Linked DNA regions of Homo sapiens: region 2 is linked to region 1. The links are chromatin loops, found by intact Hi-C in ENCODE. Cell type or tissue: MCF 10A. All regions are shown on one strand. Each heading gives the region's core, and the rest is flanking DNA. Links, peaks and the distances in the headings are about the cores only.

Region 1 (10,564 bases), core at 897-8,896:
TAGAGGTCAGAGCACTTAAAGTCTGAAATCTAGGGGAAAATATAAACTCAGTGTGATCCTATGTGTTTGCTTTCTCTACCTCTCTTTCCAAACAGGTTTTAGTCTTTGAAAAATGGTATTTTTTAATTTGTTTGTATGTTCTTCCATTGTCTTTTCCAAAAGCTCTCTAGCCCCACAACCTGCTAGATTATCAACTCACACCCCAATGTATACCTCTCATCTGTTCATTTTAGTACACATTGTTCACTCGATACGTATGTTGTCAATGTGAATGTCTTTCACATCTTTTTAAAACTCTTCCTGCAATCAATGGGGCTTACTAAACATTGTATATTAAACATTTAAAACAGTGCTGCTGGAGCTTTCTTATCTGGGCTAATGATCAGGAAGCTTTCCAAGAATGTGATTTTATAATTGGAGAAGAAGAAGGAAGAGGAAGATAAGGAAAAAGAGGAAGAGGAGTGACTCAAATTCTTTGGAGCACTCACCAGCTATGCTCCAGATAGAGCAAGAACACTGAATCAACCCAGCATCACATCTCTCAGTTAAGCAGGTTAGGTTTCCAGATCTGCAATTGCTCCAGTCTTTAAGGAAGAGCTTTTGGCCAAGATCACTGTGGCCAGATGCTGCAGAAATACAACTATCATGTCAGCACCTTTGCGCCAGGTGTTTACAAATAGTGTTCTCACCAAATGCTTCCTATAGACTATTACACATGCCAAGCACAGTGGGTAAAGTAAACAGACTTCACTCAATAGGTCACCTACTCCTCCCCAGAGTCTCACATCACATCTACAACACAGATCCTTAGAGAAATGTCTGATTTCTAACATGCAAAATTGGAGAATTGGCTGCCAAATGAGATCACTGTGTGAGATAATACAGTTTGGGTCATGCCCTGAGACTCCCCTTCTGAGAACACCCCACTCAAACAGGCTGTTTATCACAGCAGTGCAGGCACCAGAGCAGCAGCAGCCCTAGTGCCCCCAGCATCTCAGACAGGCTCACTTTACAAGTTGAGGTGATGAACTTGAAGCTAAGAGTTCCTCACAGTCCAGGTACATGAAGAGCAGCCACAACATGAAGAGGGGCAGCTACTAGTCACAGCTTCCCCAAGTTATGACATCCAGGCCCTGAAACATAGAGTGAGGCATACTTCACACACACACATACACACACTCACACTCACATACCATGAGTCTTTATCTGTCATCTATCTACATGTCTAAAGAGGTTAGCTTTATCTTCTTTAAGAGTCTGATAGCCTTAGTTAGGTTCATTCCTATTACTTCTACTCCATAATTTTCTAGGGGATCATTAAGTATGAATTATTAGTACTTAAAAATGACAGGAAAGAACAGATACCTTTAACATTTTGCGATTCAGAAAGTATATTTGAATTTTATTAATTATATATTCACTCATGTGTGTTTGTGTTTATAATGCTATGAAATTTACATCACGTACGTAGCATTGGCTACTACTACAGTCAAGATACATAACTGTTCCATTACCACAAGGCTCCTCTGCTCCCCACTTATAGCCATAACCACCCCTCCTTTCCCAAATATTTACCTCTAGTAAATATTACTCTTTTATCCATCTCTATGATTTCATTATTTTAAGAATATTTGAGTGAATTTATACATCATGTAACCTTTTGAGAATTGCTCTTTTTTTCACATAACATAATTTCATAGAAGTCCATTCACTTTGTGCAAACACTTTTAATTTTGTCTAATGCTTGATTCAACATTTTATCTCACATTTTAATACTATACATTCCACTAAACAAAATAGTACTGGCAAATAAAGTTTTAAAATTAAATAGAAAAAAATTAAAAAACAGGAATTATGGTAAAATATTCTTGGTATGTTCAGAGATATGGTAACTGCAACTACCCATGCATATCTGCCTTCTGCTTTTATTTCTGAATGAAAGGCTAAGCCTAGCATTTGTCCTTCCTTGCTGAATCCGATAAATTACAGAACATACATAAGGTAGAATAGCGAAGATCATTAAGGTGGATGTTTTGGAAGATTATTTAATATAATTTAAAATATTCTAATTGTACTAAAACATACATAAAGCATGACAACATTTTTGTCAACATTTATTAAAAGATAGGAAACATATGAAACAATATATGAAATGTGATTTTATATGGCTGGTGAAATTACAGATGATGTTTATTTTCTTGTTTTACTTTTCAAAATATTCTCCAAATGTTACCTATTATTGAGGTAAGAATCTTAAAATTCTACTTTGAAAAACTGACAACAGACAAGCCTGTCCATTTTTCAATTAGTGAGATAATGGTCTTTTTTCTTTTCAGCATTTTTGGCCAGAGACCAAGGGTGGGGCTGGATGTAAGTAGCAGTTGCTTTATTGTTATAGCTCTACATTGGATCACATCGCTTCTAAAATCTCTCTTGAAGAAAACCCCGATAATATTCCCCATCCTCATAGCAGTGACATATGTACACAGAAGCCACAGACACCCAATATCCATATGTATCTATAAAACAGTTCACCAAAATTGGCAGATCTTCCTAGGGTAAAAAACAATCAGGAATGGGTTTGTCTACTATCCAAGACCCAGACAGATACAAATCATAAAATTGGCCATAATATGATGAAATTGGAAGTAATGGATGATGAGTAGACAGGTAATAAATATAATAGAACATAGTGATAACAATAGTACCTACCACTAAATTGTCATGAGAAAAAAAATTAAATCAGAGACTTCATATAAAGTACTTAGCACAGGCTACAGATAATACTCAAAATAGTAAAGAAACACATGGTTAATCAAAGAGATAGAGGCAAAACATCGATTTCAAGTTGTTTATGGTTAAGAAAGGTATCAGCTTTCTCTTTAAGATTGTTTATATAATCCTTGTTTTAAGTGTGTGCCAGAAGTTTTTAGGAAAAAGCAAATGCAAATGTATGATTTGAATGAAGTGTGCAGAAATAAGATAGACTGTTCTGCACTTTTGTTCTTATGTGTTACAAATGAGAGTTAACCTAAGCAGAAACTTAGAACAAAGGATACAAAAAAAGTTTTAATTTGTCCATGTTATTTGAACTGTCTACGGACTTCTTCTCAATTCAGTTAGTACAAGAAAAAATAAATCTAAAAACAATAAATAGCAGTATGTTGATTTATTGATTTGCAAAATATTAACATGTATAGATATTTTTATTCTGTGTGAAAATATATATAATGGTTTATTCTGTGTCAAAAAAATATATAATGTTACCTCCCATTTAGTCTACTGTTACTGTGGTTAGCTGTTTAGCACAATAAAAATATTGCTCATTTAAATATCACAAACTTCAGCTGGCAAACTACCTAAATTTTAGGCTAAATCCTTATAAAAAACTGAATACCTCATTAGCACTAATCTTTCCAAAGTGTATAAACCTTATAAATTCTACTTTTATTTTCTCCTTATGTTAGACCCGAATATTTAAGAGCAAAATTCAAGAGCTATTAGTAATATAAAGTACTCCTATATGCTTAGTGTTAATGAGATTAAGAAGGCTATGTGGTCAATGATGGAATGAATCAGACACTTCTCCTTGTAAGAATCTTTTGAAGAAAGTGAACGTGCATAGGCTGTGGTCTCCCTCAAAAAAAAAACTCAAAAGGAAAACAAAGAAACACAAATAAAATTGTGAAAAAATTTGGAGAGAAAAGACTGTCTGAACTCTAACATAGGATGAGAGACCTGAAAATTCTACTGTAAGTTTGAGAAAGGTTAAATAAAATATAAACACTATGAAAAAAATCCAAACTAACTTACAATCTTAAAAGATAAGCATAACTTTATGATATGATCCCGCAATAACACGTTCAAAAATTGATCTAGTACATTTTAAAATATCTTGACAAAAAATAATGTGCATTCTGTATACATATGTAACTAACCTGCACATTATGCATTTGTACCCTAAAACTTAAAGTATAATAATAATAATAATAAAATAAAAAATAATGTGCATTCAAATAATTATAGCAGCTTTAGTCATAAAATCCACTATCTGTGATCTACCAAGATATCCTTCAATAATTGAATCGATAAACTGTGGTACATCACACCCATGCAATGGAATGCTGCACAGTGATAACATGGAATGACGTGTCGAGACTCACAAAGACATGGTTGAATTTGAAATGCAAACTGATACGTAAGAAAAGTCAGTCTCAAAGGCTATAGGCCCATTTATATGATTTCTGTAAAAGACAAAATTACACATCCAAAAAGTGCAACAAACTCCGAGTTCAATGAATTCGGTGACACCCACCGTGACACACATTACAATCAAATTATCAAAAGAGAATCTTGAAAGCAGTAAGAGGGAAGTGAATCATCATATCGAAGAAATCCTTAAGAAGTAGGTGACCAAATGCTCATCAGAAACTTTAGAGATCAGCAGGTAGTGGGATGACATATTTAAAGCCCTAAAATAAAACACTTTCAACCTAGAATTCTACACACGGCAAAATTGTCCTTTAAAATGAAGGCAAAATTATGGCATTTCCAGAAATTAAAACTTGAGGCACTTCATTGGCCCTAGATTTTGTGTATGAAAAATTATAAAGAGAGACTCTCAGGTTGAATTTCAGGATGCTGGAGATAAACTATATGAAGATATAAAAATCTCTGATAAATGTACACTGGTACATAAAAGCCAGCATTATTGAAATTTTAGCTTGTAACTCCACTTTTTATTTTCTACAAGATTTAAAATGCAAATAAATACAATATAATTACAAGTCTGTGTTAGTGAACACACAATGTATAAAGACGTAATTTGTGACTCAACATAAAAACAGGATAGGTTTGTATGAGTCAACTTTTTTTTCTTTTTGACAATCTCAATGCATCACCCAGTGTGGAATGCAGTGGCATGATGTTGGCTCACTGCAACCTCCACCTCTGGGCTCAAGCAATTCTTTCCTCAGCCTCCTTAGTAGTGAAATTACAGGCATGCGCCACCACACCCAGGTAATTTTTGTATTTTTAGTAGAGACAGGGTTTCGCCATGTTGGCCAGGCTGGGTATGAGTCAACATTTCGATGCAATTGAAGTTAAACGAGTGTTAATTCAAGTAGATTACTATAACTTTAGGATATAATATATTATCCCCATTGAAACCACAATAATATTTTCAAGTATACACAAAAGATAAAAGGCAATAAAATAGTTTCACTACAAAAAAATCAAATAAACATAAATCAGACAGTATTGAAAAACAAACATTATACAGAAAAGACTAAATGCAGAAAGAAGACCTTCTTTATCAGTAATTACTTTAAATGTGAATGAATTAAATTCTTCCCAACAATACAAATTGGAAGAATGAATCAAAAAGAAAAAAATTCAACTATTTATTGTTTAAAAGAGACTAACTTTACAGCTAAAGACACAAAGAAGGTGAAAGTAATAGGATGGAAAAAGATACTTCATGTAAATGGTAGCCAAAAGAGACCAGAGGTGGCTACGCTAACATCAGACACAATTAACTTTAAGTTGAGAACTGTTATAAGACTCAACAAAAGACACATGTATTGATAGAGATTTGTTCACCAAGAAAATAGAGAAGTTATAAACATACATTTACTAAACATCAGAACTACAAAATATATGAAGATACAGTGAGAGAAATTAAAAGAAGTTGATAGGTCTATAATAAATGTTGAAAACTCAAATAATTCACTGTCAGTGAATATTTAGTGAATTCTCATTAGTGAATTCTCATGGCTAGAATAATAGAGGTTCGAAACAATAGAGGACTTAAATATATAAGCCAATCGGACCAAACAGACAAATATAGAACACTCTACCCAACAGCAGCAGGATACTCCTTACAGTTTCCTCAAGAGAACATGGAAGAACACTCTCCAGGATAGACCACATATTAGGCTACAAAACAAGTTAATATATTTTAAAAGACTAAAATCATGCAATGGACTTTTCCAATCACAAGGAAATAAAACTAAAAACATAATCAAATTAAAACAGCAAATTTCACAAATTTGTGGAAATTAAACAACACACTTAACCAACAAGTCAAATATGAAATCATAGGGAAAATTAGAAATCACTTGAGACTACTGACAACAAAACACATCATGCCAAAACTTATGGGTTGCAGCAAAAAGCAGTGCTAACAGGAAAATTTATAGCCATAACCACATACATTTTTAATGTAAAAAAAAATATCAGATCAATAATCTCATGTTACACTTAAGAAACTACAAAAAGTAAAGTAAGATGAACCCCAAAAAAGAAAATATGAGCCTAGCGTAGAGATACTAATAAAGGACAAGCAAACAGTAGAGAAAAATCAATAACATTAAGTTTTATTTCTTTGTAAAGATCAACAGACTTGACAAATCTTTAGACAGATTAACTACAGGAATAAAAAATGATGTAAGACTCAAATACCTAAATTCTTAAAAGAAAGGAGGAAGGCTACTACTGATTTTACAGAAATGAAAACAATTTGAAGAGGAAACTATAAATAATTCTATGTCAGCTTATTAAATAACCCAGTTAAAATGAACAAATTCTTAGAAATATACTGTATACCAAATCAAATCATGAAGAAATAGATAATTTGAATAGATATACAATAAGCAAGGTGATTGAATCACTAATCTAAAATCTCACTAGAAAGAAAGGTGTTGAACCAGAAAGATTTACTGGATAAATGTAAAAAAATCCTTCTCAAAATCTTCAAAAAAGAAAACTGAAAATAGAGACTACTTCCTGTCTTGTTCCATGAGGCCCGCCACTACCCTGATACAAAAACCAGACAAAGACCCTACAAGAAATGAAAACTACAGAACAATATTTCTCATGAATATTGAAGTAAAAAACACTCAAAAACATTTAACATCCCAGATAATTCCTTTGTCTCTGGGCAAGATGGCCAACTGGATGCAGCCAGGTGGAACAGCTGCCACTAAGGGACCGAGGTAACAAGTGCACTTCTAACAGATATTCAGAGGGAAGGCACTGAGAGTGAACCAAGGGAAGACCCAGAAATGAGGCTGAAAAGAGAGAAAGTTAGGAGCCCTGCACAGGGACACTATACACCAGGACTGGTTCCTGGCCTCCAGTGACTCCAGGGGAACAGCTGAGTTGAACCGACAGGGAACAACCCACTCTCGCCATGGGCCTCTGGAATCCCAGCAGGGGGAGACACCCTTAACCACCAGGGATGCTCCAGTTGGCAGGGAGAGCTGCTTAGGGAAGTGACAGGGGCAGCATGCCAGCTGATGTGGAGCCTAAAGGGTTTGGTAGGGGAGTGTCTGTAATGGAGCAGGGCCAGGGATGGCCATCTCCCTAGGCTCAACTTACTCACATAGCAGACTTTAGCCCTTGGGGAGCTGTTGGACCTGAACTCTGCATGGCAATCTTACCCTTCAGATGGGGACAGTCTGACCTGAGCACCTCCTGGTCAGCTGGTCTCTCCTGGGGTGCCAGCTTGGATGCACTTCCTTGCAGGGCAAACTCGGGCGACCTTGGGACCCACATTTTAGCGTCTGTGCTGGGAGAACACAACTAACAAATGGAGAACTCCAGTGGGGCAGCCACCCAGGGTCACCCACAAGCCCACCTGCTCACTCCTAACACTGCAGCCTCCCTGGGGCCCAGAGCAACACCCCATATCACTTTGCCAGCATGTGAGTGCATGAGTGGGTTTTGCTTTCCTCTTCTCATCAGTAGATGTGAGAGTGTGCATCCTGCCCTGTCACTGCTGCAGTGACAGTACAGTCAGTCCATTCTCCCTGGTGATAGCCATTGCAGTCACATAGCCAGCCAACCCCATCCCTGCCAATGCACCGCCCATGCCAGTGTATACCCCATGCCAACAATGGGAGTGAAACCAGGCAATGAAAACAATGGAAACTCCTGCACCCCAAACAACCACCCTTAACTGCAGCACACAGAAAAAAGACACAGACCCGCACCCACCAGCACCCTACCCATATACCAACAACACTACAAGTGTGACAGCACACACAGTAACCAGCAGGGACCCCCTACAGCCCCAAGCCACAATGCCTTCACCACTGTCGTGAACATCCCCACAGAGGCAGGTACCCTAGCACCTGCAAGAACCCTGCCCCCAGCCCAATAGTATGCACCCTGCCATGCTGACACTGCTCTTGACACATACAAACAAGAATGGACCCCACTGCCACCACACTGCAAAACACTTTGACTGACACCACCCATCAGAGTGTAGTGAACAGGGGTCAGGGAGCACCTCAGCCTCCATAGCACAGTGGATTCCTAACCTGGAGGAGCCAAAGAACAAAGTCAAGCCTGACACACTTCACTCAGAGTTATGGCATGCAGTCCAGGAATTGGGAGCTGAATGTTGGGACCCTAAAATCTTTCAGAGATGAAGCCAGTCATCTGAATTGACATTATACCACAATCAAAACCTCAAGGTTATCAAATGAGATAAAAGAAATTAAAACCCATCCAAATGTCAGCAACTTCAAAGATTGAAGGAATATAAGCACATGAAGATAAGAAAGAATCAGCACAAGAACTCTGACAACTCAAGAAGCCAGGGTGTCTTTGTTCCTCCAAACAACCACACAATCTCTCTAGCAAGGGTTTTGAACTGAGCCAGGATGGCTGAAGTGGCAGAAATGGAATTTCGATATGGATAGGAAGGAAGATCATTGATGTGGAAGACTATGTTGAAACCCAATCCAAGGAAGCTAAGAATCACAATAAAACGACGCAGGAGCTGACAGACAAAATAGCCAGTATAGAAAAGAACATAACCTACCAGATAGAGCTGAAAAACACTACAAAATTTATTATTTGTTATGTTCTAATGCAATCATGAGCATTAATTTCTGAATGGACCAAGCAGAGAAAAGAATCCCAGAGCTCAAACACTGACTTTCTGAAATAAGACAGTCAGACAAGAGAGAGAGAAACGAATGAAAAGAAATGAACAAAGCCTCAGATAAATATGGTATTTTGTAAAGAAATCAAATTAGTGGTTCATTGGTGTTGCTGAAAGAGATGGGAAGAGTGTAACCAACTTGAAAATGTGTTTCAAGATATCATCCGTGAGAACTTACCCAACCCAGCTAGAGAGGCAGACATTCAAATTCAGAAAATGCAGAGAACTCTAGTAAGATACTACAGAAGAACATCATCTGCAAGACAAATAATCATCAGATTCTTCAAGGTCAAATGAAAGAATAAATGCTAAAGGCAGCTAGAGAGAAAGGTCAAGTCACCTACATAGGGAAGCCCATCAGACTAACAGCAGACCTCTCAGCAGAACCTATATAGTCCAGAAGAGACTGGGAGCCAATATACAACATTCTTAGAGAAAAGAAATACCAACCCAGAATTTCATAACTACTCAAACTCAGTTTCATAACTTAAAGAGAAAAAAGATCCTTTTCAGACAAGCAAAGGCTAAGGGAATTTGTTACCACCAGACCTACCTTACTAGAGGGGGCAGTAAATATAGAAAGACAATTACCAGCAACTACAGAAACACACTGTAGTATACAACCAGTGACACTATAAAGCAACCACATAAACAAGTTTTCAGAATAACCAGCTAACATCATGACACAATCAAATCCACATGTATCAATACTAACCTTGAATGTAAATGGACTAAATGCCCCAATTAAAACCCAGAGTGGCAAGCTAATAAAAGAACCAAAATCCATTGGTGTGCTGTGTTCAAGAGACCAAACTCACATATAATGACCCACATAGGCTCAAAGTAAGGGGATGGAGAAAAATCTACCAAGCAAACAAACAAACAAAAAACAGAAAAAAGCAGGTGTTGCCATCCTAATTTCAGTCAAAGGAGACTTTAAACCAACAAACATCAGAAAAGGACTAAAACATTTCATAATGGTAAAGGAATCAAATCAACAAGAAGACCTAACTATCTTAAATATATGTGCACCCAACACAGGAGAACTCAGATTTATAAATCAAGTTCTTAGAGACCTTCAAAGATACTTAGACTCCCACATAATAATAGTGGGAGACTGAAACATCACAGAGACAGTATTAGACACATCAAAGAGACAGAAAATTAACAATGCTACTCACTACCAAAACACAGCACTGGATCAAATTTACCTGCTAATAATCCACAACTGTCCACCTAAAAACAACAGAATACATATTGTTCTTATTGCCACGTGGCACATAGTCTAAAATCCATCACATGATAGGATATAAAATTCTCCTCAGCAAATACAAAAGGACTGAAATCATAACAACCAATTTCTCAAACCACAGTGCAATGAAATTACCAATAAAGACTAAGAAATTCACTCAAAAACATACAATTACTTAGAAATTCAACAACATGCTTCTGAATGTCTTTTGGGTAAATAATCAAATTAAGGAAAAAAATCAATAAGTTCTTAAGCTACAAAATACCAAAATCTCTGGGACACAGCTAAAGCAGTGTTAAGAGGGAAATTTATAGCACTATAACATGGTGAAACCCCATCTCTACTGAAAATACTGCAAG
Region 2 (10,564 bases), core at 1,579-9,578, 59 kb before region 1:
ATTTGTAAGTGAGAACATGTGGTATGTAGTTTTCTGTTCTCACATTAATTTGCTTAGGATAGCAGCCTCCAGCTCCATCCATGTTACTGCAAAGAATGTGATTTCATTCTTTTTTATGGCTATGTAGCATTCCATGGTGTATATGTACCACATTTTCTTTATCCAGTCCACTGTCGATGGGCACCTAGTTTGATTCCATGACTTTGCTATTGTGAATAGCACAGCAATGAACATACAAACGGATGTGTCTTTTTGGTAGAATAATCTATTTTCTTTTGTATATATACTCAGTAATGGGATTGCTGGGTGAAATGGTAGCTCCATTTTAAGTTCTTTGAGAAATCTCCAAATTGCTTTCCACGATGGCTGAACTAATTTACATTCCCATCAACTGTGTATAAATGTTCTGTTTTCTCCACAGCCTTGCCAGCAACTGCTGTTTTTTGACTTTTTAAATAATAGCCATTTTAACTGGTGAGAGAGGGTATCTCATTGCGGTTTTGATTTACATTTCTGTGGTGATTAGTGATGTTGAACATTTTTTCATGTTTTTTGGCCACTCCTATGTCTTCTTTTGAGAAGTGTCTGTTCATATCTTTTGCCCACTTTTCAATGTGATTATTTGGTTTTTGCTTGTTATGTTGTTTAAGTTCCTTTTAGATTCAGGATATTAGACCTTAGTCAGATGATTTACAGATATCTTCTCCCATTGAGTAAGTTGTCTGTTTGCTCTGTTGATAGTTCCTTTTGCTATGAAGAGGCTCTTTAGTTTAACTAAGTCCCACTTGTCAATTTTTACTTTTGTTGCTATTCTTGTTAAGAACTTGCTCATAAACTCTTTCCCAAGACCAATGTCCAGAATGGTGTTTCCTATGTTTTTTTCTAGGATTCTTATATTTGAGACATTATATTTAAATCTTTAATCCATCTTGAGTTAATTTTTGCAGGTGGTGAAAGATAGAGGTCCAGTTTCATTCTTCTGCACGTGGCTAGCCAGCTATCCCAGCAGCATTTATTTAATAGACAGCTCCTTACATGTTCGTCATTTTTGTTGACATTGTCAACAATTAGATGGCTGTAGGTGTACAGCTTTATTTCTGGGTTCTCTATACTGTTCCGTTGGTCTACGTGTCTGTTTTTGTATCAGTATCATGCTGTTTTGGTTACTGTAGCATTATAATATAGCTTAAAGGCAGGTAATGTGATGCCTCCAGCTTTGTTCTTTTTGTTTAGGATTGCTTTATCTATTTGAGCTCTCTTTTGGTTTTATATGAATTTTAGAATAGGTTTTTCTAATTCCGTGAGAAACTGCGTTCATAGTTTGAAAGGAATAGTGTTGAATCTGTAGATTGTTTTGGGCAGTATGGCAATTTAACAATGTACAAAATCAGTAGCATTTGTATACATCAATAAGGTTCAAGCTGAGAGTCAAATCAAAAATGGAATCCCATTTACAATAGCCACCGAAAAAAAAATAACTAGGAATACATATAATCAAGGAGGCGAAAGGGAGAATATACAACATCTCTACAGGGAGAACTATAAAGCACTTCTGAAAGAAATCATAGATAACACAAACAAATGAAAAATTCCATGTCTGTGGATTGGAAGAATCAGCTCACTTTCTAACCAAGTGTGGTTTAAGGCTCTTGGAAAGCTGTTTTGCTTCATTTCTTTTTGTTTTGTTTTAAGATCTAGCTTTTGATTACTTTGGGAATATGATTCCTCAAAAATTTAGTAGATTTCTAATCTATTTTCTTCTAGCCAGTTCTATATGCTAGTAACTATACCCACATTTCTTCATTTCCTTCGCAGATGAAATTCTTGTGCTTATTTATTCCTTCTTTTTTCCATGTCTGTCTTCCTCAACTGTGGCTTCTTTGACACTCTTTGGAAAAATAAACGTAGGTGGGATGACATTAAAACTTAATCTAATCTTAAGTGCAAACCTGAGTTTTAATGAACTTTTGTCTCTCAAAATTATTCTCGATTTTATCTCTTTCTATTTAAAAGTAATTGAGTTTCCCAACTCTGCAGATTTTTGGTTTCCCTCTATTCTCTTGCATTTATGTTTACAAAAGAGCCCATTTTCTTTGTTTTTAAAATACCTTTATTGACACAGAATTTACATACCATGAAATTCACCCTTTTGACGTGTACACTCAATAGTCCTTAGTAGGTTCACAGTTATACAATTATCACCACTAATTTCAGAATCTTTTAATCACTCCTCCAAACAACTCCATACTGACAAGTTGTTAATCCTCATTCCCCTGCCCCTAGACCCCTAGAAATCACTAGTCTACTTTCTGGTTCTATAAATTTGCCTATTCTGGACATTTCATATAAATAATATTATACAATATGTGGTCCTTTGTATCTGGCTTCTTTAACTTAGCATAATATTTTAAATACTGATTTTTGTTGTAGCGTGTATTAGTATTTCATTCCTTTTAATTGCCATATTTATGTCCATGAGTACCCAATGTTTAGCTTCCATTCATAAGTGAGAACATGTAGTATTTGGTTTTATGTTCTCACATTAATTTGTTTAGGATAATGGCCTCCAGCTTCATTCATGTTGCTGCAAAGGACATGATTTCTTTCTTTTTCATGGCTATGTAGCTTTCCATGATGTATATGTAATTGTATGTATTCAATTGTAACTTTTTAATTTACTTGTAACTTTGTACCCATTTAATTATTATTTAATCATAATTAAATTGTATTACTTGTATTGTATTATTATAATACAATTAATTGTATTATTTAATTATAAATAAAAATTATAATTCATTATATTTATTTAATTGTAACTTTATACCCGTTTAACTGTAACTTTGTACCCACTAACTAACCTCTCCCCATCCTTCCCTCCCTCCCCTACACACTCCCCAATCCCTGACAACCACTGTTCTACCCTCCACCTTCATGAAAGCAACTTTTTTAGCTCCAACATATGAAGGAGAACATACAATATTTGCCTTTCTGTGTCTTACTTATTTCATTTAACATAATGTTCTGTAGGTTCATCCATGTTGTCACAAATAAGATTTTATTCTTTTCATTGCTGAATAGTGTTCTACTGTGTATATAAACCATATTTTCCTTATCCATTCATCTGTTACTGAACACTTAGGTGGATTCCATTTCTTGGCTATTGTGCAAAGTGCTGTGATAAACAGGGGAGTGCAAATATCTTTTTGATATACTAATTTCGTCTCTTTTGGGTATACACCCTGTAGTGGGTTTGCAAGATCATATATTACTTCTATTTCTAACTTTTGAGGAAACTTCATACTGGTTTCCGCAATGGCTGTACAGGTGGTATTAGGTTTTCTGTTTCTGATTTTGTTGGCTTAGCATAATGGCCTCCAGTTTGATCCACTTTGCTACAAAAGACATGATCTAATTTTTTTATAGCTGTGTAGAATTCATGGCGTATATTTATCACATTTTTAAAATCCACTCTACTATTGATGGGCTTTTGGGTTGATTCTATGCCTTTGCTATAGTGAACACGGCTGCGATAAATATACACATGCATGTGTCTTTATGGTAGAATGATTTATATTCCTTTGGGTATATACCCAATAGTGAGACTGCTGGGTCAAATAATAGTTCTGTTTTAATGATGATGTACTGCTGCTAATAGACTACTATCAAATGAGTAGTAATGATATGTCAGAAATTGTGTCAACTGAATTCCTGATATTAATTCCATTTTATGCCTAAGATAAGTTAGTGATATAAATATTATTTTCCACATTTTAAAATGAAGAGATTAAAATTCTGATTGATTTGTTCTTCAAATCAATCAAACACTAATTAAGGAAAATAAAAGGGGTTTAAAATGATATAAAAATAATCATTGTTATGGCCCAAAATTCAGATAACAATAATTGTGAAATCCTGGTCCTGGGGATCAGAGAAAGGTAGAACAAAATCCAAATAATCATATAATATTACTAATAAAGCAGATTCTAAAAGAAACAAAAGATCCATTCACAAATATATATGCATAGATACTTTATTCAGGGAGTGAAAGATAAATGACAATTGCAAAGGTGGTAGAAGCTCATGACCAGGTGACAGACAGACACAGAACACATCAACAGAATTGTCTGATGGTTCCCAGGGAGAGAGCTGCTGCTCTTTCTTCCGAAGCTCTGGGAGCTGGCACAGCTGAGGACTTCCTTTTCTTAGCTCCACCTGGACAGTGGCAGTATGGCAGCCTCAGAAAGGGAATCTTTTGCTGTCACAGATCATCACAGGCAGGCCACAGGTTAAGGAGAAAGAAGCTCCCTGTGCATCCATGGAAGGCTTTGGTGAGAAGATGCAAGTGGAGCTGTGGAACGAGGTGAGCCAATTATCCTTATCCTCTCATGCTCCTGATGAATCCTGAAGCTGTTACTTGCTCTTGGGTGGACACTTTGGCTGGCAGGGTGGGGAAGGTGTCACAGGAGGATATTTCTGCTGGCACTGCTGAGGTGGGCAGGGCTGTGGACACTTTGGTGATGGGCAGGGCTCAGGGCACTTCGGGGGTGGACATGGCTCTGGGCACTTTGGCGTGGGGCACACAGGAGGTGGCTGGCAGGGCTGCTTGCACTGCTGCTGTTGATAAGACATCCTGCTGGAGTCTCAGGATCTGAAAGAAATGATACAACAGTGTTTGTGGGAAGGGACTCCTCCAGAGAGAGAAGCTAATGCTTATGTAATACCATGAAATATTATTTCCCCATCTCCAAGAAATTATTTAAACTCTTAACTGCCTTTTCAAGACTACTTCGTTTCTCCCTTCCACTTTAGCAAATTGCTTCATTGGCCCTGGGAAATCTTGTGTTTTCTCATACAATTTTTCCAAAGAAAATATCTCTGTAGTAATGAACCAAGCATGTTATTTCTGTGAAAATAACATCTTTAGGAAAGGCAGTGACAAGTTCAGATACCATGAGCAATCTCACAAGCCATTTCTCTTATCATTATCTGTAGTAAAGTCCCAGTGGGTTGACTTGAGCACAGAACAAAGGGCTGTTTGGGAAGGATTGCAGGCTCTTGGCACCTGTTAAGACACAAACCTTTGAAAAAGACACCAGGAAAACATGGGGAAAAAATACTTTGTTCTTTTTTCTTCTTCAATTCAAAGCTTTCCTATTAACTTCTCTGTCCGTATGGACACCTAACTGTATACAAGAAACAAGCTAAAATAGCATATCACTGTACTCTAAATCTAAATTTCCATCTACTAAGTAGAATCAAACCCATGGTTACAGAATTGTATCAACCAAACTTGCTGTTTTCAGATTAAATTCAATATTTCAGGTCACAAAGAACTGAGGAACTCAAGGACTCACACTCACCAGGTTCTCCAAAGCAGATCGGTGCTAGAGTACCAGGAGTTTAAGAGTTGTGCAGCAGGGAACCTCTTTATAGGACGTTCTGCCCCACCCAGTGGGAAGTGGAACTGCCTAAAACTGGGCTGGTCCAGCAATGTCCAAAGTAAAATGCAAATGTATCCATATCTGGCATGAGAGGCATTCTCAAACTAGGAAATATCCTGTTCTGGGATCTCCCCACTGGGTTAAGTGCTCATGAGTCACAGAGAACCTGCCTTAGATCTCAGTTTCAGTGACTTTCGTCAGAGAGATAATTGGAGGGATTCTCTAACCGGTTGTCAAGGGCTCTCTTTCTTGATTGGGAACAATGATCCCTTCCTATCTTACCTCCCCTGAGTCATAAAACTTCCTGTCCTGATCCACTCTAGCTGAATGCCATATTGTTGTACATGAACCCAACTCTACCTCTACTTTCCTCATACAGTTGGCCAATGTGCTAGAAGGAAGGAGAGACTTAACAAAGGCCTGAGCTAAGCTTTTTCTTTGCTAAGTTCCATGACAACAGGCATGTCACCTCTCCTCCCTGGGATTATAAACAGGGGACAATAATACTTACCTCTGGGTTTGCAGGCTGACCACATTGTGCTATCTGCTGACCCTGTTCAAGACTGAAATTTTCTTTGCCACCTTTTTCTCAGATAAAACCTCAGATTTTTACCTATATTCCTTTCCTCTTTGAAGCTGTCTTCTGCACCACATTTGTAGCTTCTGCACCACATTCGTAGAGGCACTTGCATCCCAGGACAGATTTGAGAGTGAGATCTAGTCTCCACAGCACGTTTGCTACTTGGTGCCATCAAGGATGTGTACTACAGCCTTTTTATTTATAAAAAGTAATGGAGAGAAGGAAACTAAAGTTACAAGTATTGACTCAAAATCTATGTATGGAACCATGCATATATGGTTCCCTGTGAACATCCTATAGAGAACAAGCTGCATAGACATTATCATATGTAAATAATTAGAAGTAGGTGTGCAGAGTGAGGAAGGTAAGAGCACTTAAAGTTTAACTCAAGGGGAAAATACAAACAAAGGGTAATCCAATATGTATTCTTCCTCTCTATTTCCAAACAGGTTTTAGATGTTTCTCAGTGTTTTTTAATTTGTTTGCATGTTCTTCCTTTGTCTTTTCCATAAACCTTCTAGTCCCACAAACTGCTAGATTATCAACTCATACCCAATGTATACCTGTCATCTGTCCATTTTGGTACATATTGTTCACTTAACACATATGTTGTCAATGCATTTAGTGATTGTCCTTTCACAACTTTTTTAAATGCTTCCTACAATCAGTGAGCCTTTCTAAGTACTGTATATTAAACATTTAAAGTGATGTTGCTACTGCTTCCTTATCTGGACCATTAATCGGGAAGCTTCCCAAGAACATGGTTTTATAAGTGAATAAGAAGAAAGGAGAATGAGGAAGAGGAAAGACTCAAAATCACTGGAGCAGTCACCAACTGTGCTCCAGGAAGGGCAGAGTGTTGAATCAAGCCAGCATCACATCCCTCAGTTAAGTAGGTTAGGTTCCCAGAACAGCTGTTGCTCCTGTCAGTAAGGAAGAGCTTTTAGCCAAGATCACCACTGGCCAGGACACTACAGAAATAGAGCCATCATGTCAGCACCCTGAGGCCAGGTGATTACAAATGGTGTTCTCACCAAATGCTTCCTATAGACTATTACACATGCCACGCACTTCACCAGCCAAAGTAAAAGTCCTTTACTCAATAAATCACCCACTACTCCCCAAGAGCCTCACATCACATCTAAAACATAAATCCATAGAGAAATGTCTAATTTCTGCCATGCAAAATTGAAGAATTCGCTGCCAAATGAGATCACTGTGTGAGATAACACAGTTTGGGTCACAACCTGAGACTCCCCTTCTTAGGACACCCCACTCAAACAGGCTGCTTATCACAGCAGTGCAGGCACCAGAGTGGCAGCAGACCTAGTGCCCCCAGCATCTCAGACAGGCTGACTTTACAAGTTGACGTGGAGAACTGGAAACTCAGAGTTCCTCACAGACCAGCTACATGAGGAATGGCCATAACATGAAGAGGGACAGCTAATAGTCACAGTTTCCCCAAGTTAGGACATCCAGGCCCTGAGACATAGAGCGAGGCATACTTCACACACACACACACACACACACACACACACACACACACCCCTCATGGGTCTTTATCATCTATCTTCATGTCTAAAGAGCTTAGCTTTATGTTCTTTAAGAGTCTGATAGCCTTAGGCTCATTCCTAATACTTCTACTTCCTGATTTTCTAGTAGATCATTAAGTATGAATTACTAGTACATAAAAATGACAGGAAAGAACAAAAAATTTATTTGGTCTAATATTTGATGCAACATTTTATCTCATATTTTACTATGATACATTCCACTAAACCAAATAGTGCTAGCAAATGAAGATTTAAAATTAAATATGTAAACAAATAAAGAAACAAGAATCATGGCAAAATATTCTTCTTATGCTCAGAGAAATGGTAACTGTAAGCCCCCATGCATATCTGCCTTCTGCTTTTATTTCTGAATGGAAGGCTTAGTCTCCATTGTCTTTCCATAATTCAATGTATCAGATAAAGATATAGTAGAATTCTGAAGATAATTAAGAAGGATGTTTTGAAAGATTACTTAATATTATTTAAAACATTAAATTTTACTAAAAACTTATGTAAAGGATGATAACATTTTCATTAACATGTATTTGTTAAAAGTTAGGAAATATGTAAAACAACATATTAAATGTGATTATATTTGGCTGGTATAATTACAGATGATGTTTATTTTCTTGTTTTACTTTTCAAAATATTCTCCGAATGTTACCTATTATTGAGTGAGGAATCCTAAAATTCTAATTTGAAAAGCTGACAAGAGACAACCCTGTCCATTGTCCAATTAGTGAGAAAACGGTCTTCCTTCTTTCCAGCATTTTTGGCCAGACACTAAAGGTGGGGCTGGATGTAAGTAGCAGTTGTTTTATTGTGATAGCTCTACATCTGATCACATCACTACTAAAATCTGTCTTGAAGAAAACCCCAATAATAATCCCCATCCTCATAGCATTCACACACACACACAGAAGCCACAGACACTCCATAGCCATATGTATCTATGAAACAGCTCACCAAAATTAGGAGATCATACTAGGTTAAAAAAATCGGAATGAGTTTGTCTACTATCCAGGAGCCACGTGGATAGAAAGCATAAATTGGCCATAATATGATGAAATTGGAAGAAATGGGCGATCAGTAGGACAGGTAGTAACTATAATAGAACATAGTGATAATAATAGTACCTACCACTAATTGTCATGAGAAAACAACTAAAGCAGAGACTGCATTTAAAGTACTTAGCACAGGCTACAGATAGTGCTCAAAATGCTAAAGTAACACATTGTTAACGAAAGAGATAGAGACAAGATATCGAGTTCGAGTTGTTTATGGTTGAGAAAGTTATTTGCTTCACCTTTAAGATCTTTTATATTATCTTATTGAAGTGTGTGCCAGAAGTTTTTAGGACAAAACAAATGCAAATATATGATTTAAATGAAGTGTGCAGAAACAATAAGATGGGATGATTTTGACACTTATCCTATGTGATGAAAATGAGAGTTAACCTAAGCAGAAATTTACAGCAAAGGACAGAAACCAGATGCTTTAATTGTTCCTTGATGTTTGGACTCTCTAAGACTTTCCTCTGAATTCAGTTAATATAAGAAAATAAATCTAAATACAAAAAATAGCAGTATGTGGATTTGTTCATGTGTAAAAACAAATAGCACTTATAAAGATTCAGCATTCTGTGTGAAAAAAATATACAATGTTACCTCCAATTTAGTTTGCTGTTACTGTAGTTAGCTGTTTAGGATAATAAAGAAATCACTCATTTAAATATCACATTCCTTCTGGTGGCAAATTACCTAAATTTTAGGCTAAATCATTATAAGAAACTGAATAGCTCATCAGTATTAACCTTCTCAAAGTGAATAGACCCTATATATTCTACTTTTATTTTCTCTATATGTTAGATCAGTATATTTAAGAGCATAATTTCAAGAGCTATTAGTAATATAAAGTAATCCCGTATGCTTAGTGTTAAAATGAGAATGAGAAGGATATGTGGTAAATAATGGAATGAATCAGACACCTCTTTTTGTAAGAATCTTTTCAAGACAGTGAATGTGCATAGGCCGTGGTTTCCCTCCAGAAAAGTTAAAAAGGAAAACGAAGAAACACGGACAAAATTGTGAAAACATTTGCAGAGAAAAAACTGTTTGAACTCTAACATATAAGACAAGAGACCTGAATTCTGCTGCAAGTGGGAGAAAGGCTAAATAAAATATAAACATTATGAGAAAAGTCGACACTAATTCACAATCTTAAAGAGATAAACATAATTTTGTTATATGAGTCAACAAAAGCACATTCAAAAATTGATCTAACAGATTTCAAAATATGTTGACAAAAAATAACCTGCATTCCAATGATTATAGCAGCTTTATTCATAATCTCCAAGATCTGTGATCTACCAAGATGCCCTTCAACAATTCAATTGATAAACTGTGGTGCATCACACCCAAGCAATGGAATACTATGCAGTGATAACATGGAATGACCTATCAAGACTCACGAAGACATGGCTGAATTTAAAATGCAAGCTGATAAGTAAAAAATAGTCAGTCTCAAAGGCTATATACTGTATGGTTCCATGTATACAAATTCTGAAAAATGCAAAATTACACATCCAAAAAGCACAAAAAACTTCCAGTTAAATTAATTCAATGACACCCACACTGAGACACTTTATAATTAAACTATCAAAAGAGATAATATCAAAAGCAGCAAGAGGCAAGTAAATCATCATATCTAAGGGATTATTAATAAATAGTTGACCAAATTCTTACCAAAAGCCTTTAGGATCAGGAGGCAGCAGGATGATATATTGAAAATAAAGAAAACCTAGAATTCTTTCAACCTAGAATTCTACAGCTGGCAAAATTATCCTTAAAAATGATGGCAAAATTATAACGTTTTTGGAAATCAAAACTTAAGGCAGTTCATTGCCCCTAGATTTTCTGTATGAGAAATGATAAAGAGAGCCTCTGAGGTTGAATAAAAATGCTGGAGAGAAATTTGAAACTGTATGAGAA

The links. Peaks named below come from ENCODE experiments on the same cell type or tissue, not always from the same donor. Only the 100,000 strongest peaks of a DNase experiment are listed, where the experiment ranks them.
Region 2: a loop joins it to region 1, with 5 times the contacts of the local background. A loop is called at or near these places in 4 of 110 quality-filtered maps.

What each region holds. Positions count from the first base shown.
Region 1 is chr1:153,095,507-153,106,070 of GRCh38, forward strand. No RefSeq gene overlaps it. Among named protein-coding and RNA genes, the nearest start is that of SPRR2E, 6.3 kb to the left of the region's middle. RefSeq lists an enhancer at 4,110-5,309. In MCF 10A, for the core only: no CTCF peak of the experiment used is centred there; a DNase peak (open chromatin) is centred at 4,955.
Region 2 is chr1:153,035,718-153,046,281 of GRCh38, forward strand. It overlaps SPRR2D (small proline rich protein 2D), which reads right to left and starts at 5,403. Exons shown (of 2, transcript NM_006945.5): 1 at 5,361-5,403; 2 at 4,015-4,648. The coding sequence starts at 4,629. The coding sequence ends at 4,411. In MCF 10A, for the core only: no CTCF peak of the experiment used is centred there; no DNase peak of the experiment used is centred there.